Regions from separate parts of the Homo sapiens genome. Here region 2 is linked to region 1. The links are chromatin loops, found by intact Hi-C in ENCODE. Cell type or tissue: heart left ventricle. All regions are shown on one strand. Links, peaks and the distances in the headings refer to the core of each region. The heading gives the core; the rest is flanking DNA. Region 1 has its middle 29 kb from the start of PUM2. Region 2 has its middle 12 kb from the start of RHOB.

What was found. Hi-C counts contacts between places; a loop is a spot of excess contacts. Peaks named below come from ENCODE experiments on the same cell type or tissue, not always from the same donor. Only the 100,000 strongest peaks of a DNase experiment are listed, where the experiment ranks them.
Region 2: it touches region 1 in a loop (2.1-fold over the local background); 26 of 110 quality-filtered maps call a loop at or near these places.

Annotation. Positions count from the first base shown.
Region 1 is chr2:20,378,149-20,380,955 of GRCh38, reverse strand. No RefSeq gene overlaps it. Among named protein-coding and RNA genes, the nearest start is that of PUM2, 29 kb to the right of the region's middle. In heart left ventricle, for the core only: a CTCF peak has its summit at 1,749 (motif pointing left); a DNase peak (open chromatin) is centred at 1,695; H3K27ac peaks cover 219 bases.
Region 2 is chr2:20,433,419-20,436,225 of GRCh38, reverse strand. No RefSeq gene overlaps it. Among named protein-coding and RNA genes, the nearest start is that of RHOB, 12 kb to the left of the region's middle. In heart left ventricle, for the core only: no CTCF peak of the experiment used is centred there; no DNase peak of the experiment used is centred there.

The DNA of each region.
Region 1 (2,807 bases), core at 222-2,721:
ACCATGCCTTCAGCAACACAGAGCCATGCATGCTTCTCAGATGTAGCTCCTTGGATCTCTGGTCACAATGGGCCTTTTAGGAAGCACTGGGGCCTCACACACCCTGGCAAGAAGCCCAGGGAGAGGGTCCTGCATGAGGTGGAGTGGAGCAGCCCAGGGCCTTTGATACCCTGGACAATATTGGTGTCAAGAAATTCTTTCTGTATGAACAGACGCTTCTCAGAAAAAGACATTTATGCAGCCAATAAACATGAAAAAAAAGCTCAACATCACTGATCATTAAAGAAATGCAAATCAAAACCACAATGAGATACTATCTCACACCAGTCAGAATGGCAATTATTAAAGTCAAGAAACAGGCTGCGCACGATGGCTCATGCCTGTAATCCCAGCCCTTTGGGAGGCCGAGGGGGACAGATCACTAAGGTCAGAAGTTTGAGACCAGCCTGGCCAACATGGTGAAACCCCGTCTCTACTAAAACTTACAAAAATTAGCTGGACGAGGTGGCACACGCCTGTACTCCCAGCTACTTGGGAGGCTGAGGTGGAAGGATCGCTTGAACCCGGGAGGTGGAGGTTGCAGTGAGCTGAGATCGCGCCACTGCACTCCAGCCTTGGCAACACAGTAAGATTCTGTCTAAAAATAAAAAAAAAAAAAAGTCAAGAAACAACAGATGCTGGCGAGGATGTGGAGAAATAGGAATGCTTTTACACTGTTGGTGGGAATGCAAATTTGTTGAACCATTGTGGAAGACAGTGTGGCGATTCCTCAAGAATCTAGAACCAGAAATACCATTTGACCCAGCAATCCCATTACTGGATATATACTCAAAGGAATATAAATCATTCTATTATAAAATGCATGCACACGTATGTTTATTGCAGCACTATTCACAATAGCAAAGACACGGAATCAACCCAAATGCCCATCAATGGTAGACTGGATAAAGAAAATGTGGCACATATACACCATGGAATACTATGCAGCCATATAAAGAAATGAGATTATGTCCCTGAGAGAGACATGGATGGAACTGGAAGCCATTATCTTCAGCAAACCAGCACAGGAACAGAAAACCAAACACTGCATGTTCTAACTTATAAGTGGGAGCTGAACAATGAGAACACATGGACACAGGGAGGGGAGCAAAACACACTAGGGCCTATTGTGGGGTGGGCAGGGGGAGGGAGAGCATCCGGATAAATAGCTAATGCGTGCGTGGCTTAATACCTCGGTGATGGGTTGATAGGTGCAGCAAACCACCATGGCACACGTTTACCTATGTAACAAAACTGCACATCCTGCACATGTACCTGGAACTTAAAATTTTAAAAAAAGAAAAAAGAAATCCTTTTAAGAACACTCTGGGACACAAATGATGGGAACAAGACCAAGTCCTGATTTCTGAAAGCTCCGTGGCCCTACAGCCCCAGGAGCAAGAAGGAGAAAGTGATTGTCAACTCAGAGACCTCGAGTAGGTGCCAGGCCTCTCCCATCTGTCAAGGCAGGAACAGCTGGCCACAGCCTCCAAGCTTCAGCAAAGCCAGGCAAAGAAGCAGCCGTTCCTGCCCTATCTACTGAACCCAGTATTTCCCACCCACGAGAGCCCTATAAGGACAGGACAGAGTCCTGGGAGAGGAGCTGCCTCACGGCCCAAGAGCAATCTTGGCACCGCTCCCTACGGGAGCACCAGGCCCAGGCAAAGGCTGGGAGGGTGGACGCCCAGGCCTGGACTGGGGGCTGCCGCCCTCTAGTGGGCCCAGAGGGACAGAGGGAGAGAGAAGAACTGGACAGAGAGAAAGAGGAGAAAGAGGAGAAAGACAGAGAGAGAGAGAGAGAGAGGGCGTCAAGGCAAAGGGGAAACAGAAGGACATGGACAGGCGAGAAGTAGGGAGAAGCAGTCTCATTCCCGGGCAATTCAGCTTCCCACTGGGCAGTGCATATTTCACCTGATTTGTACATTGGTCCCTGAGAGCTCTGTGAGGGCGAGTGTGGCCAGGGCTCTCATTCATCACCAATAGCTCTGACGGAGTTGGGAATTCCTGAGCCACTGTTCTTTGCTGATCTTATCCGGCTGCCTCCTCCTGTGAGATTGCACCGAGGACCCGCTGCCAGATGGGTCAACTTAGGTGTCATCTCCTTCTGACTCCAACTGTCCCATCCATTCCTCTGATTTCCACCCAATCCTTATATTTTTGCTAAATCTGTAGTTCTATTCTTGACCTCCCTCCAGAGCTTCAGACCTGTACACCAAGTTATCCACTGAACACCCCTCGTGCACGCCCCTGAAACACCTCACACTCACTATGTGCAAAATGGAGCTCATCGCCTTCCCCAAACCCACTCCTCTTTGTGGCGTCTCTAATCTTCAGCAACCCTACCATGTTTACTTAACATGGTAAACACTGCGAGGGGCCACCAAGGCTCCCCTCAGGAATGAGGGGTTTATTCTCCCAACTGCTAGAAGCACTGCCGGCAGAAAACCAGGGGTTTCCTCAACTGCAGAGAGCCCCTCACCCAAGCTCATTCCTTTCCCAGAAAGGTCCACATCCTGTGACCCATCAATGTGAGAACACAAAGACCCAGACCCGTTGCCCCGGCTGGCACAACTCTGCAGGGTGGTCCCAGTTTTGCAGCTCCCGGGAGGGTCAGAGGGCTCTCTGTTGAAGCTGTACTGCAGCTCACTTTCTCCATCTGCCCAATCCTGCTTCCTCCCCTTCCCTTCCGTAGGCATTGAGCCCAAAAGAACAGCCGAATCAACCTTTGGATGTCTGTCTGAGACTTTTTTCCCAGGAGTGCATTCTGC
Region 2 (2,807 bases), core at 53-2,552, 55 kb before region 1:
TCCCAGGTTCAAGCAATTCTCCTGCCTCTGCCTCCCAAGTAGCTGGGATTACAGGCACCCGCCATCACAGCCGGCTAATTTTTTGTATTTTCAGTAGAGACGGGGTTTCACCATGTTGGCCAGGCTGGTCTCGAACTCCTGACCTCAGGTGATCCACCCACCTCAGCCTCCCAAAGTGATGGGACTACAGGTGTGAGCCACTGTGCCCGGCACTGCTGGTTAATTTTTATGTCAACTTTGTTAGGCTATGGTACCCAGTTATTTAATCAAACACCAGACTAGATATTGCTATGAAAGTGTTTTTTAGATTTGATTAACATTTAAATTACTCAAATACTTTGAGTAAAGAAGATTATGCTCTATAATGAGGGTGGGCTTCTTCTAATTAGTTGAAGGTCTTGAGAGTAAAGACTCAGGTTTCCCTAATAAGAAGGGGGTATTCTTCCCAAAACTGCTACATAGACACCCTGCCTGAGCTTCCAGCTGCAGAATTTGGGCTCAAGGCTGCAACAACAGCTCGGAATTTCCAGCTTGCCAATCTGCCCTACGGGTTCTGAACTTGCCAGCTCCCACAATCATGAACCAATTCCTTAAAATAAACCTCTCTCGGCCAGTCACGGTGGCTCACGCCTGTAATCCCAGCACCTTGGGAGGTCGAGGCGGGTGGATCACAAGGTGAGGAGATCGAGACCATCCTGGCCAACATGGTGAAACACTGTCTCTACTAAAAATACAAAAATTAGCTGGACATTGTGGTGCGTGCCTGTAATCCCAGCTACTAGGGGGGCTGAGGCAGGAGAATCGCTTGAACCAGGGAGTCGGAGGTTGCAGTGAGCCAAGACTGTGCCACTGTACTCCAGCCTGGTGACAGAGCAAAACTCTGTCTCAAAAAAAAAATTTTTTTTTAAAAACCTCTCTCTCTCTCTCTTTCTCTCTCTCTCTGGTGTGGAGAACCCTGACTAATTCAGGGGTGGTCAAATAGGTACCTTCTGCCTGGCATGTACCCAAATTCCAGACTTTCAGAAGGAAGGCAGGTGTTCAGCATAAACCATATTGTTTAGACAAACAATTTAGGCACAGCGAGCCACTCTTGTCGGTTCCTGGTGAGAACTGTTCCAAACTCCAGGCAAGAACCAACGTGCTTCTTATGAAGCAGGGCTTCCTAAGAACAGGCAGTGAGGCCTACCATGTTTACTCTTTTCTGTAGAGAAGGTAAACAATTTAAATTGAGGGAAAAGGGAGTCAGTGAGTTTTTTTATGTAAATATGTTCCTCCACTGAAGGTTTTAAGAAGGAGGTGACATGTTTTGTTCCATGAGGTGGCAGCTGTGTTGGGGATGGCTCACAGAGGGACGAAGGAGGGAAGCAGGCTTCAGATTAGGAGGCCTAGGCCAGGCATGATGCCTCACATCTGTAATCCCAGCACTTTGGGAGACCAAGATGGGAGGTTTACTTGAACCCAGGAGTTCGACACCAGCCTGGGCAACATAGGGAGACCCTGCTTCTACCAAAAAATAAAAAATTTTAATTAGCCAGGCATGTGCTTGTAGTCTCAGCTACTCAGGCGGCTGAAGTGGGAGGATCACTTGAGCCTGGGAGGTCGAGGCTGCAGTGAGCCATGAACGAGCCACTGCATTCTAGCCTGGGTGACAAAGTGAGACCCTGTCTCAAAAACAAACAAAAAAAAGAGTGGCCTCTCTGGCTATCAGGCAGAGCAAAGGTGGAGAGGTGAAGATAGATTTGAGAAAACAGCAGGACTCTTGGTAGAAATGTCCCCACCTCCCGAGCAGTCACCTCCTCTCCCATTCAGTGGGAGCCTGGGAGCCTCAGAGAAAGTTGTATGTGTGTTATGTGTGTTGTCTGTGCTGTGTGTGTGTTGTGTGTATCTTTTGTGTGTGTGGTGTGTTGTGTGTGTGGTACATGTATTTGTGTGAGTGTGAGTGTTGGGCTATCTCGAATTTCACTCTCCTCTCCTGGGTTATCAGGTGAGAGATGAGACGGGCACCTGCCATGGCTGACAGACAGGAGGCACGGGGAGGGCTGCATCTGTATCCATGGTGGAGGTCAGTCAACCACCTGGAGACCTGAAGCCCCCACAGGCCAGGCCCTTGTCCCCCTCCTCCCTCCCATCACAGTCCACATAGGGTTTGTCCTCTCTGGGACCTCAGGGGTACACCTAGAGCTTCATAGCTGAAGGGATTTGGTGGAACATTAGGCTTTCATTATTCAAAGTGATGGTCCTGGACCAGCAACACTGGCATTTCTTGGAAGCTTTGTAGAAAAGCAGAATCCAGGCCCCAGCCCAGTCCAGGCCCTACAAGATCAGAATCTGGGTTTTAACAAGATCTCCAGGTGATTCATCTGAACATTAAAGTTTAAGAAACACCACCCTCTGCGTGTCCTGCTGCACTGGTGATGATGTGGCTGTGGTGGTTAAATCAAGCACTGGGTACCATGAAGGCAGACTGCAGCCTCCTGTTTAACTTTTGGCTGATGCTCTTGGAATTATAATAAATTATACTATAAAATAAATAAATAATATTTAAATACTACTAGTAGTACTAATGATGATGATTCTAATAGGAATAATGAGTAACAATTTGGGGACTTCATGTGTTAGCTCCTATTAAGGTCTCGATGCACGCAGTATCTCATCTAACTTCATAACATAACTTCATCTGACTTCTGTCACTAGTGACAGAATGTGTTCATAATGAGCGCCTTTTTCAGCAGCCGCCTCCCCCTTGTGCCTCTTCCGGGTGGATTCCAAGTTGGCCTGCCGACCCTCGCCCTTTCTTGTTGCCCTTA